Regions from separate parts of the Homo sapiens genome. Here region 2 is linked to region 1. A link is a contact called in ENCODE Hi-C or POLR2A ChIA-PET data. All regions are on one chromosome and are shown on one strand. Each heading gives the region's core, a stretch centred on a gene start or an enhancer-like site at or near the end of the contact. The rest is flanking DNA. Distances are from core to core; before and after follow the strand shown. Region 1 holds the start of CBX4 (chromobox 4). Region 2 holds the start of LINC03048 (long intergenic non-protein coding RNA 3048).

Evidence for each region. Hi-C counts contacts between places; a loop is a spot of excess contacts on that map. ChIA-PET counts read pairs that join two places held with the same protein, here RNA polymerase II (POLR2A). Pooled maps may share reads with other maps.
Region 2: a loop to region 1 is called in a map of breast epithelium, with 16 times the contacts of the local background. The contact joins the promoter of LINC03048 here to the promoter of CBX4 in region 1. A Hi-C loop is called at or near these places in 2 of 168 maps with a recorded cell type or tissue (breast epithelium and naive thymus-derived CD4-positive, alpha-beta T cell), 2 of 37 single-sample maps with no recorded cell type and 8 of 50 pooled maps. POLR2A ChIA-PET finds 5 or more read pairs at or near these places in 3 of 52 experiments (H1, activated CD4-positive, alpha-beta T cell and activated T-cell).

Annotation. Positions count from the first base shown.
Region 1 is chr17:79,834,448-79,840,805 of GRCh38, reverse strand. CBX4 (chromobox 4) reads left to right here and starts at 1,366. Exons shown (of 5, transcript NM_003655.3): 1 at 1,366-1,623; 2 at 1,752-1,795; 3 at 2,904-2,969; 4 at 5,094-5,160; 5 at 5,411-6,358. The coding sequence starts at 1,555. RefSeq lists silencers at 770-1,479, 3,447-3,526, 3,242-3,536, 3,577-3,626 and enhancers at 1,529-2,350, 2,351-3,174, 3,207-3,256, 3,997-4,818, 5,734-5,783.
Region 2 is chr17:81,383,910-81,389,666 of GRCh38, reverse strand. It overlaps LINC03048 (long intergenic non-protein coding RNA 3048), which reads left to right and starts at 4,285. Exons shown (of 4, transcript NR_164137.1): 1 at 4,285-4,538. RefSeq lists enhancers at 47-604, 605-1,164, 1,165-1,724, 3,109-3,677.

The DNA of each region.
Region 1 (6,358 bases), core at 117-2,616:
GCTCAGCCAAGGGATTGCGCAAGCCTCCTGCTCGCGGTCCTTCAAGAGCCCGGAGCCGGGGCCCAGACACACCCCAGGCCAGGCGCGCCCCTGCCCCTGCCCCTCGGGCCGCGCTGTCCGCTCCCGGGTCCCCCCACCCCGACCCCACGGAGCTCGCGGGCCCTCGGCGGCGCCCTCGGCAGGCCGCATAGGGCGCAGCAGCTCCACCAGCCGGACGCAGGAGCCGCGCGCCAGAACGCGCCGTCTCGCCGCCGGAGGTGCCAAACTTCACACTCGCTGCTGCTCAGGCCGCGTCAGTCCGGAGGGCCTTGGCTTGGTCGCCTGTCGGGAACAAGGGTCCGCGGACACAAGGCGAATGCGTGGCTCCTCGGCCATTCCGTTCATCTCCCCTTTGCGCTGCCCGTTCGTCCCCCGCTCAGCCTCAAGCTCTTCCCGGCCCTCCCAGCTCCCTGTTTCTAGGCCACTCCCGGGACCCCACGAAGTCCCCTCAGGCCCCCAGGCGGACCCTGGCCTCCCGCGCCCGCTCTCTCTGCCTCCTACGCCTCTCGCCTAGCTTGGCTCTGGAGGCTGCTAGAAACAGGACATCTCGCCCCGTCAATAAGAGGACCAAGTGTAAATTCGGAGCCATTGAGGATCGGGGTGGGATCGGATTTGGAGCCCTTTCTGCCGAGGTTCTTGGGCGCCAGGGCCCCGGGATTGGCTGCTCCTCGGTCCCCTTCCTCGTGCGTTCTTCAATCTCTCCTTGGCACCCAGTCCTCGGCCTTCTCTCCGCCCTGTCCCTTTCCCTCCTCGCGCTCCAAAATGCCCGGAGCCTGGAGGCGAGGCGGGGCCCGCAGTGGGGCGCGAGCTGCCCCTGCCCCATTCCGCCCCCTGCCGGCGGGGCCCGCGCGTCCCGGGGCGCTGGTGACGCAATTCGGTGCAACTGGGAGCGGCGGCGGATGCTTCCGTGGCCCCCAGCAGGGGTCCCGGGGCCGTGAACACTGAGAACGTGCCGCGAGGGGGAGGCCCGGGCACCGGGATGTGGGCGAGGGGTCGCCGCCGAGACCCTTCCGGGCTGTCAAGCTCTCCGCCCGCCTCCGCCCCGGCGGACACACCTCTCCTTCCCGGTCCCGCTCCCTCTCTGCAGCCTCCCTCTCCCAGGCTCGCCGATCCCTCCCCCTGCACCTCCCCGGCGCCCTCCCCTCCGCGTCCCCCACCCGCGCCCTTTCCTCCTCCCCCCGCCGCCCAGGCCCGGGGCCTCCGGTAGGCCCGGCTGCGCCAATCCGCGCCGCGGCCCGCCCCCTGACGCCGAGCTGGGCCCGGCGAGGCCCCGCCCGCTGACGTCCGGGATTTGCATGAGTTCTTGTGCAGCCGCGGCCCGGGCTCAGTTGTCTGAGCGAGCGCGAGCCGGGAGCCGGGGCGGGCGCGGGCAGCGGCGGGCCGGCCGGGCTGTGCGGGGCGAGCGGCGGCGGCGGCGGGGGCGCTTCGGCCGGGGCGGCAGCTGGGCGCCGGCGGGAGCTAGCAGCGTCTGCAGCCGCGCCGGCCGCCAGCGCCCCGGCGCGCTCCGGCTCGGCCATGGAGCTGCCAGCTGTTGGCGAGCACGTCTTCGCGGTGGAGAGCATCGAGAAGAAGCGGATCCGCAAGGTAGGGCGGCGCGGGGGCGGCGAGCGGCGGCCGGAGCGGCCCGCGAGGAGGCGGGGAGGGGGTGGGGAGGCTGCGGGCCGGGCCGGGGATCCCGCGGAAGCTGATGGAGTGCTGTCTCTTCCCCCCAGGGCAGAGTGGAGTATCTGGTGAAATGGAGAGGCTGGTCGCCCAAGTAAGTCGCGGCGGAGGGCGGGGGCCCGGGGGCCGAGGCGCGGGGCTCGGGGCCGCGGACCCGCCGAGCTGCTGGGGGGGTGGGGGGAGCGGACGGGAGGCGGGGTGGAGGTGGGGTGGAGGGAGGAGGGGGTGGGGAAGTCGGTGGCAGGCACTGGGGAAGCCGAGCCGCCGAGCCCGAGCCCGGCGCCCTGTGTTGTGCTCCGCTCTCCGGGAAATGCCATCACTAATTTATGCACTAAAAGGAGCCGGAGGAGCTGGAGAGACGCGGGGCCGAGCCGGGGAGGCCGGCGGAGGGAGGGAGGGCGCAGGCACTGACTGATGTGCAGCAGAAAATGGCTCCTTTCCCCTTTCCCTCCACCGAACGGCTCCATATTGCAAAACCAAAAAAAAAAAATTAAAAAGCGACGAAAATGCAATTGTGTGCCTTCTCCCTCCTAGTGGTGCAGGGAGGGGAAGAAGAAAGGCAGAAAATGTTGGGAACTGTCACTGCGGCGCTTTTGGTGGAGAATTTTTTTTCTTTAATTTGAAATGCGAAGGCACCGGATGGAGATAGACGCGCAGGCACACGCACACTCACACACACACACGGAGGCATATTTTTGTGTTGCTGAGTATTTGGGGTTTGCTCGCCCGTGACAGCGGGCTCCTGGGCCACGAGGGGGTGTGGGGGGGACGCTTGGCTGTTGGCTATCGGATTAGGGGTCAAATGGAGAACGGCTGAAGCCCTCGCGGGGACTCGGGGCTGGGGAGAGGAGGGGGACTGCGACTTTGCATTTCGGCTGCTTTGCACGCAGGGTTCCTGGTGAGCAAAGTGGCTTTGGAACATGTCGCAGTAACATGCTTAAAATTCTTGACAACTGCAAAATAAACTGCTAGTTTCATTTTCCTTACCCCTCCCCTTTCTTCCTGCCCTTGCGTGTTTATTTGAGGGGGGGGCTGTGTATCAGGGACTACGTCAGGCCTGCGGAAATCTACCTTCCACATCCACGGCTAAATGTTCATAAAGACAGAGTAGGGCCTTATGTCACTCCCCACCTGGAGGCCGCGGCAAAGGTGGCTTTTTTTTTTTTTTTTACACCGTGTCCCCCTCCCTTTTCCCTTGCAAGATATAACACGTGGGAACCGGAGGAGAACATCCTGGACCCCAGGCTGCTGATCGCCTTCCAGAACAGGTGAGCGTCCCCCACGCAGCCACCGCCTGCCACCCGTGACCGTATATGGGAATGGCAAAGTGGGCGACGCAGCAATAGGAAAGGGGCGTGGAGGGGGCTGGTGGGAGCCCCCTCCCCAACCGGCCTGGATGGGCACGCTGCGGCCCCAGCTCCTCTAACCAGCGTCCTTGGCGGTTGCTGCAGCTTGGGGTGGGGGCGGGGCAAGGCCAGGGAAGGCCAGGCTTGGGTTTTGGGGGAAGTTTGGGAAGGGTGTGTGTGGGTGGCCATGCAGCTGCCCGGAGAACTTGGGGCTGTGCCTGGTTCCCCAGGGGCCCCTCCTGTTGCAACCTGGGAGCCCCACCCCCGGAGCCTAGGTGTTGCTGTCCTGCAGCCACTGGCCGCTTGGCACCAGCACCTCGCGGTGCAGCTCTGAGGGAGCTGGCATTGTGAAACCGCCCGGACGTCATGGAACTGAACTTAACCTGTTGGCGGCTGGAGGAAAGTTGACATGGCCTTAAAAGCTGCACCCGCACACCCCAGGGAATTTAAGCTTGGTCAGGAGTAGATTCCATAGGGTGCTGGGTTGCCCCCCGCCCCGGACCCCACTGGGCTGTTTGGCAGGGCAGGGCCACCCACCCTCAAGGCAGGGGGGCTTGGCCCAAGGGCCTGGGGTGGGCGCTGCTTGGTGGTGGAGGGGTGGCTTCTTCTGGGGGACTCATCCTCGTGCGCACGGTTGCTTGTCACGCTGCAGCTGCTGCAGCTGGGTTCGTCGCCGGTGGCTGTGGTTCTCTGTTTCGGAGAGGGTAGAAGGGGGAAGGGCGAGGAGGGGAGGAGCAGCCGGGGCCCTTGGAGCTCGGCCACCCCGCTGCCTTCCATCTCTCCTCCCCCTTTTATTTTGCACTATTTCCTGTGGCGCGTTTGGCGCTAAAACTGTAAACTGTAGACCCTCTGAGCTAGCCACCGGCGGGGCAGGGCAGTTGCCCTCCCGCAATGCAGGGGGGGCACGTAGCTGGGATCCTGCCCCATTCCACCTGGGAGTTCACCACCCTGTAACCATGTCAGCGGCTGATGCCACGTTGCATAATGGGTCCCTGAAGAATTAAAACGCAGGCTGTCGCAATGCCACGCAACTTCAGAGTCAGGCCCCGGCCCCCGCCCTGGGGCATGTCAGAACTCCCCAGGGTTGGTCCAAGGAGGCATGGGGGTGGTAGCTAGGGTCTGTGAGGAACCCGTTTCCGGCCCAGGAATGGGCTGCAACTTTGGCAGACACTAGAGAGGCATCCCACTCGTCCGTGGAGGGCTGGGTAGTGCCTGGGAAGATCCAGCCCCCAGCTGTGGATCACCCTTAGGCTGGCCTGCAGGCAGGAGCCTGGTGGCTGTAGTGACCGGTGCCTCCGCCCATGGGCTTTATTCATTATTTGGAAATTGAGGCAGCCAGGAGCCAGACTCCGAGGAGGAGGCGGTGCTTCTCTAAGCTGCTCCGGCCACGCCCACCTGCTCAGCTGGGAGGAGCGCAGCGTTCACCAGGTGGCCACAAACCTGGCCACACCCTGGCCTTGGTGGCCCGCCCCCGCCCCCAGCCCCTAATTGGCTCATTTGCCGCTGTGTAAACAAGGGCGCAGCCCCTCCCCCTGTTTAGTGCCTGGCCTTTAAGAAAGGGCCCTCCCTTCTGCCGGAGGCACTCGTTATCGGAATCTTAATGAGGTCATTAGCATCCCGCGCTTCTGACGGGAGGGATGAGGTCGGCGCACACCTCGCTTGGGCTGGTTTGTCTTCCCTGGATCCCCGTGTCCACTTTGCTTCGCACAGAGCCACAGGCCCAAGGCCGTGGGCAGGAGGGCCAGAGGTGCAGCCCTGAGCTTCTGCCTCCTGAGCACAGAGGTGGGGCTTGGGGGGGTGCTGGTTCGGGTGTGGGCATCAAAGTGGGGGAGCCCTTTGCCCAGGACCTCTTGGGCAGAGGAGGGTTGGTGTGAGGGTTAAGGGCGCAGAGGCCTGACCTGCCCTGAACTCTTGATTCCTGTGTCCGGCCAGCCCTACCTGATGCTCTCTGAAGCGGGGGGGGGGGCATCACAGAAGATTCCGGAATTAGCGGGTAGGGGGCGACCCTGAGGCTAACAGCACTGCCCTCTGTTCCCTCCCACCCAGGGAACGGCAGGAGCAGCTGATGGGATATCGGAAGAGAGGGCCGAAGCCCAAACCGCTAGTGGTGCAGGTGAATACACACGGCCGCCCCTGGGCACCCCCTTGACATGGCCACCAGAGCTGCCTCCAGGCCTGGGGATGGGGGGGGTGGTGGTGGTTCCTCCCAGCACCCTGACCCTGTTCCCTTTCTACTAGACCTCCCACCTCCTGCCCCCCATGAGGCAGCTGCGGACCTGGTGGGGGCTGGGACGCTCCAGAAACTCCCGGCATGCGGTGGGGCTGTCTCCTCCCTCCTCTCACCCCTGCACCCGTTCCCTCAGGTGCCTACCTTTGCCCGTCGTTCCAATGTCCTGACCGGCCTCCAGGACTCCTCCACTGACAACCGTGCCAAGCTGGATTTGGGCGCGCAGGGGAAGGGCCAGGGGCATCAGTACGAGCTCAACAGCAAGAAGCACCACCAGTACCAGCCGCACAGCAAGGAGCGGGCGGGCAAGCCCCCGCCGCCGGGCAAGAGCGGCAAGTACTACTACCAGCTCAACAGCAAGAAGCACCACCCCTACCAGCCCGACCCCAAAATGTACGACCTGCAGTACCAGGGCGGCCACAAGGAGGCGCCCAGCCCCACCTGCCCGGACCTGGGGGCCAAGAGCCACCCGCCCGACAAGTGGGCGCAAGGTGCGGGGGCCAAAGGCTACCTGGGGGCGGTGAAGCCCCTGGCCGGTGCGGCGGGTGCTCCAGGCAAAGGCTCCGAGAAGGGCCCCCCCAACGGAATGATGCCGGCCCCCAAAGAGGCTGTGACGGGCAACGGGATTGGGGGCAAGATGAAGATAGTCAAGAACAAGAACAAGAACGGACGCATCGTGATCGTGATGAGCAAATACATGGAGAACGGCATGCAGGCGGTGAAGATCAAGTCCGGCGAGGTGGCAGAGGGGGAGGCTCGCTCCCCCAGCCACAAGAAGCGGGCAGCCGACGAGCGCCACCCTCCTGCCGACAGGACTTTTAAAAAGGCGGCGGGCGCAGAGGAGAAGAAGGTGGAGGCGCCGCCCAAGAGGAGGGAGGAGGAGGTGTCCGGGGTTAGCGATCCGCAGCCCCAGGATGCCGGCTCCCGCAAGCTGTCCCCGACCAAGGAGGCCTTTGGAGAGCAGCCCCTGCAGCTCACCACCAAGCCCGACCTGCTTGCCTGGGACCCGGCCCGGAACACGCACCCGCCCTCACACCACCCGCACCCGCACCCCCATCACCACCACCACCACCACCACCACCAC
Region 2 (5,757 bases), core at 3,036-5,535, 1.5 Mb before region 1:
AGTGTTATTGTTGCAATTATTAGAGGGGATCAAGGAAGGTGGGAGTTGCCAGGGACCCCCAGGCTGAGGAGGGAGCCTCCCAGCCCCCCTCCACTCACCATTGTCCTGCTGCCCCTCCAGCCCCCTGGTCACTGTCACCTCTGCGGCTGGAGGGCTGGAGAAAGGCCCAGGAGCCCAGGGAACCTCCACCATGCCAGGCTGCCTTCCCTAAAGGCCGGCTCCTTCCCCCCAGGCAGCCAGTCTGGGGGTGGACCTGGAGGGGCAGGGTTCTCTGGGAATCTCTGGGCCAAGGGATGCGCTTTGGGGATCTGCTGGAATAAAGAGTAATCGGTTTTCCTTACAGGAGGTTGACCCGAAACAGCCCTCCGTCTTCCTGCCCATGAGGATGAGGACAGGAAGCCAGACCCGGGAGAGAAAGCCCAGATCAGACAGATGGGGGTTGGGAGGGCCTAGTGGCTGAAACTGCCCTGCTTGGGGACAATGCTCAGGCAGGACCAATCCAAACGAGGGCACTGCTTATGTGGTCCTTCCGGAGCATCCTCCAAGGCAGAGCCTGGCTTCGGGCCCTCCCTGCAAGGACACCTGCCTCCACTCCCTGCCAGACCAGGCCTGGCTGCAGAGGCGGAGGGGCGGCAGGGCTGCCTGTCTCCACTGTTTGGCGGTGTTTACACGTGTCGCTGTCAGGGTGTCTGGACAGTGGGGGTCGGGGGCCTCCCGGGCCCAGACTTCCCCAGGCCTATTCTCACACTGGTGAGAGGGCCCTAGGGGAAGGGTGTGGGCTGGGTGGCGGGGCCAGGCCAGCTGAGACCTACAGGACCGTGGAGCATTTAGGTCTCCCACCCAACTCCACCCGGTCCTCTGAGCATCAGTTACAGAGCCCAGGCAGCAGGAGGGCAGGGCCCAGCCCCTTATCACCCATCCTCAAGGCAGGCAGGAACCCTGAAGGCAGCTTCCACCAGGGGTTCCCTTAGCCCCCACCCTCCAAAAGCCCCAGACCCTGCCAGGCCTCACCCTGCCAGCATCGTGGCCCCAGCTGACGGCTCCCAAGGGCAGGTGCTGGCAACACAAGCAGGAGCCCTCGGGGCATCCCGCAGGGCACACACCAGGTCGCCCTGGGCTCCCCAAGCACCTCCCAGACCCAGCCCTTGGGTGGGTCCTGGCCCACAAACCCCCACGCCCTGCCCCTGAGATGAGCCCCACCGCCCACCTGCCCTCCAGCCCTGGAGACCTTTCTCCCCCTTGGCCATGGCTCCCATGGGGAGGCTGCAGGCCCTCCCTGGGCTGGACCAGAGGGGACAGACTGTCTCTCCCCTGCGACTTCTGGGGGCACTGGAGTCCTTGGCCTGGTTACCTTCAGCATTTATAGCCCTCCAGTGAGTTATTCCTCGGAGTTCTCACAGAGCAGCATGCGCCTGCGGCAAAGCCCTCACCTCCAGCCCCTGGACCACCTGACTGCTGCCTCCCGCCTGGCGCCAAACACGGCCACCGCCTCTTTTGTTAACAGGACAGTTGATCCATTAAATTAAAAATCATTCAATAGATTCATTTTTTTTTTCTGGCCTGAACAAATACGTATTCCATCTCAATTCATGAAGCATCAGTACCCGCTGCAGGGGTAATTCCCCAGGCGGGAGAGGAGTTTCGGGGAAAGTGCCCCCAAAGGGAGACTCCCCAGAAATCCCTTTCCAAGCAGCCAAGGCAGGCAGGCCAGAGGAGCCTGCCCCGGGCCAGGGCCCAGACCCACGCAGCCGCCCGCTCTCCCGGCCACTTCCGCCGGGGCCTTTCCGAGCGAAGTCCATTAGGGCCGGGTCTCTGCGCCTCCCCTACCCGGGGTCCGGGCAATACGCAGCCCCGACCACCGTCCTCGGCCCGGGGGAAGCGCAGACACACACTGGAGGCATTTTCTTCCCTCCGGAATTGATTGGTTTTTGTTTTTGTTTTAATAGCAGGACTTTTCCAAGCAAAAAGTCTCCTGAGGCGGGTGGTAAAAAAATCAAAGCCTCTACATCCAAGCCCGGAACAAAAGCCCTTTGGAAATCCCGCGGCGGGGCCGGGCGCGGGCGGATGCGGCGGGAGGGGCGGCCGAGCGCGCCCGGGACCCGCGTCGGGAGAAGCCGCGCAGCGCCTACCGCGGAGGTCGAGTCTCGGCGGCCCCACCTGCTCCGGAGTCGGCCCTGTCCCTCCGTCTGGGGAGGCGGCCGGAGGCGCCATCACCGCAAATTTATGGCCCGGGTGACGCGCTTCCTACTCCCACAGTGGGGCCCGGTGACATTAAACAGAAAATTGACGAGAGCGGAGCGAAACCGAATCCGTTTCCCTCCAGGCCCGTCCCCCTCGCTTTTCGGGGAGGGGACCAGGGACGGGAGGAAGGGCGTCCCTGAGTTTGTGCGCTCGGGAGCCCGTGCTGGAGGCTTCTCCCAGATTCCAGAGCCCAGGCAGCGTGCTGGGGGCGCGCGACCCCGCCCGGACCGCACCCCTTCGCCGGCCGCATTTCGGGCGGAACCTCGGCTCGCGTTCCACGCGCTCGGGGCGACCAGGCAGAGTGGGGCCCCGCACCCGGGTCGCTCCCGCTCGGAGGGCCCAGGCCGGATGAGGCTCCGACGCGCCCTCGGCCCTCCCTCCGCGCCCCAGCTCCGGGGAGCGCCCCGCTGCCTCCAGCACAGCGGGGGAGGGAGGACCCCGGCTGCCCAGCCCCCACCCTCGCCGCCGCGCCCCGCCCCCGGCCGGCGCAAGTGGGAGAAGAGAGCGAGTGACGAGCGGGGCGCGCCTGGGTGGCTGCCGGGGGTCGCTCCTCTGGCCTCGAGCGCCCCCTCCCTCCGCCCCCCGGCGCCTCCTGGCACCGAACCCGCCGCGCCGCCGCGTCCTTAAAAGCGCCGCCTGCTTTGCTGGCCTTTGGGCGCGCGGCAGGGAAGGTCACGCCGGGGTGGGGTCGGTGGCGCGGGGACAGCGACACTGCCGGGCGCCGGCATACCCCCTACCCCCGCCTCCGCCCCTCCGGGCACTTGCCGCCGCCCTGCAGGCCTGGGTCTTGCCGCACTTGTTCTGTCGTGCTGGGGCACACGGAGCCAAGACCAGAGCCGGCGCATGTGCTTGTCAGAGAGGAATCCAGGGAGCCCTGTGGGGGCTGCTTGGGGAAATGAGGCTGTCATCCCCGCGCCCCAGGTGCTCAACGGGGAGGATAAAGGAGCCCTGGCCTGCGGGAGGCAGCCCCAGGGGACGGACGGAGCCCTGGTTCAGAGCCCAGAGAGGGCATTGGAGGGCCAGGCCTCAGCCAACTCCATTTCTCCCCTCTCTGGCCTGCGTGGGCATCGGGGGCATGGTGGGTACCAGATCCTACCCTGCCTGCTCAACCCTCTAGACAGCCTGGGACACAGAGGGCATGGTGGCCATGCCCATTTTACAGATGAGCAGAAGGAGACTGTGAGAGCAAATAACGTGCCCTTGTTCACACTGAGGGCCTGGGTGCGTAGGCTCTGGATTCTTCTGGAAAACTAGTACTAGGGTTGGCTGACTTTTGGGCCTGGGACAACCCTAAGACTCCTGGCTGGGGCAGACATGATGCGTCCCGACTTCTGCCTTGTAGACCAGGAGCAGAACAAAATGGGCCTCATGACCAGCCATTGGGCGTCTTGGCCACAGCACCCACGGAAAGATGTGTCAGGGTCCAGCTCTTCCTGGGAAGCCCCTCCGAATGCTCCCGGCCAGCCTGTTTCTCTGGGATGAGGCCCCAGCAAGGCAGATCGCAGCCTGCAGCCGGGAGGAACTGCTAATATATGGCAAGAGTCTGGAAACCAGATTCCAAAAGGTCACGTTGGACTGGAACCAACAAGATTACGTTGAACAGGCTGGATGTGAACCTCCACTTTCAGGTTCAAAAATCAGTTGTAAAAATGCAGGCAGCTTCCCACTGAAGACTTGCTGGGCCAAGCTGCAGCTGTCTGCACCACTCAGGCAGTTCATCCACGCCCTGTCTCCCCAGCACAGGCCCTCTTGTGCATTTCCCTGAGCCCCAGCAGCTGAGCCTGCGCCCTGGGGTGGGAGTGGGGGATCCCGGGATGTCTGACCCGCTGTCTCTGATGTCAGGCCGGCTGGGGGAGGGGATGCAGCTGGAGACAGCAGAGAATGGGGTCCTTGTGCCACTGTCATCAGGCCCGGAGCTTCCATGAACACGGCTTTGTCTGCACCCATACCCCGTGGTGACCACGGGACCAGGGGATCAGTGGGCCTCTGAACAAGAGGGGCGTGCAGAGCGGCTTTTTGGCCTCAGTTAACTCTTAAATGGGTGTCAGAGGCACTGTCTTCCCCTAGCTATGCGCCTCGTGCCTGGGAGCCTTAGGGCCACACGGAAGGGTAGAAATCAGTTTCAGGTCAGGAGGTCTGGAACAGCTTTGTTAAACCCAGTTTTTTTCCTATGAAAATGGCTGCAGACACTGGGGGAGGGAGAGGGTGGCCCTGATCCCGATGACTCTGAAACATGCTTGGCCTTCCCCAGAGATTCCTGCTCCCAGCCCAGGCCCAGACGGCAACAGAAGCTCATGGTGAGTTCACCCCGGTCCTGGTCTGGCACCTCATTGCTGGGGAGGTCTCGGCAGTCCAGAGGAGGTAGCCCCCACCCTGGGCATCCATCCGCCCAGGCCCCAGCCTCCGCGGGAAGACCCAATTACAGAAGAGAGAAGTATGTGGAGACCCTTGGCTGAGGTTGGGGGTCCTGGAAGCTGGAGGTAGTGTTCCTGGGTATAGCATGATGGGTTGATGGGTGGGTTTTATTCTCTTTTTAAGGATTTTTTATATTTTTCAAATTTCCCTTTTGAAATGTATTCATTTTGCAATCAGAAAACAAAACAGGCCAGGCGTGGTGGTTCACACCTGTAATCCCAGCACTTTGGGAGGCTGAGGCGGGTGGATCACCTGAGGCCAGGAGTCCAAGACCAGCCTGGCCAACTTGGTGAAACCCCGTCTCTACTAAGAATACAAAAATTAGCCAGGCGTGGTGGTGGGCACCTGTAGCCCCAGCTACTTGGGAGGCTGAGGCACGAGAATCGCTCGAACCCAGGAGGCGGAGCTTGCAGTGAGCTGAGATCGCGCCACTGCACTCCAGCCTGGGCAACAGAGAGAGACTCTGTCTCAAAAAAAAGAAAACAAAACAAACCAGTGAACACTACTCCAAACAAATGTCCAGGCCCAGAGATCAGAGGCTGCAAGGTGGGCTCTGTCCCCATGTCCCCAGCCACACTGCTGGGGAACCCACAGGGTGCCAGGTCCCCTCAGCCCTGTCCCTGCCCCACAGGCCCCTGGAGTGATTGTAGGCTCTAGACTGCCTCAGTTTGCCCCCAGCCTCCCCTAGGTGCCCGGGGAGCCACTGGCCAGCCTCCGGTCGCACTCCACTCAGGGCTTGACGGGGAAACAGAAACCAGCCTTGAACGCCTTCCCACGCCCCAAAACGCCAGGGTGCACAGTGAGGGGAGCCCTGGTCAGATGGCACAGATGGCATTCCTGCCCGCGAGAGGCCCAGGACCCCGGGGAGCCAGAGGGGCAGGGTGCCCGCAGCGTCCAGGCAAATGGGCCCAGGCCCCCCGACACCCAGCTGAGGCCAGCTTCCCCCAGAGCGGTTTGGAGCCCTGCCCTGGAGAGGGGGCAGCTCGCCCAGCGTGGGGGTGATGCCACCAGGTGGTGAGGCTGCTGGGCAGGGCTGGACCCCCTTTTAGACTCCCCTTCCGATTTCTGTGTCCCTGAGTCTTGCCCATGCTACAGCCTAAC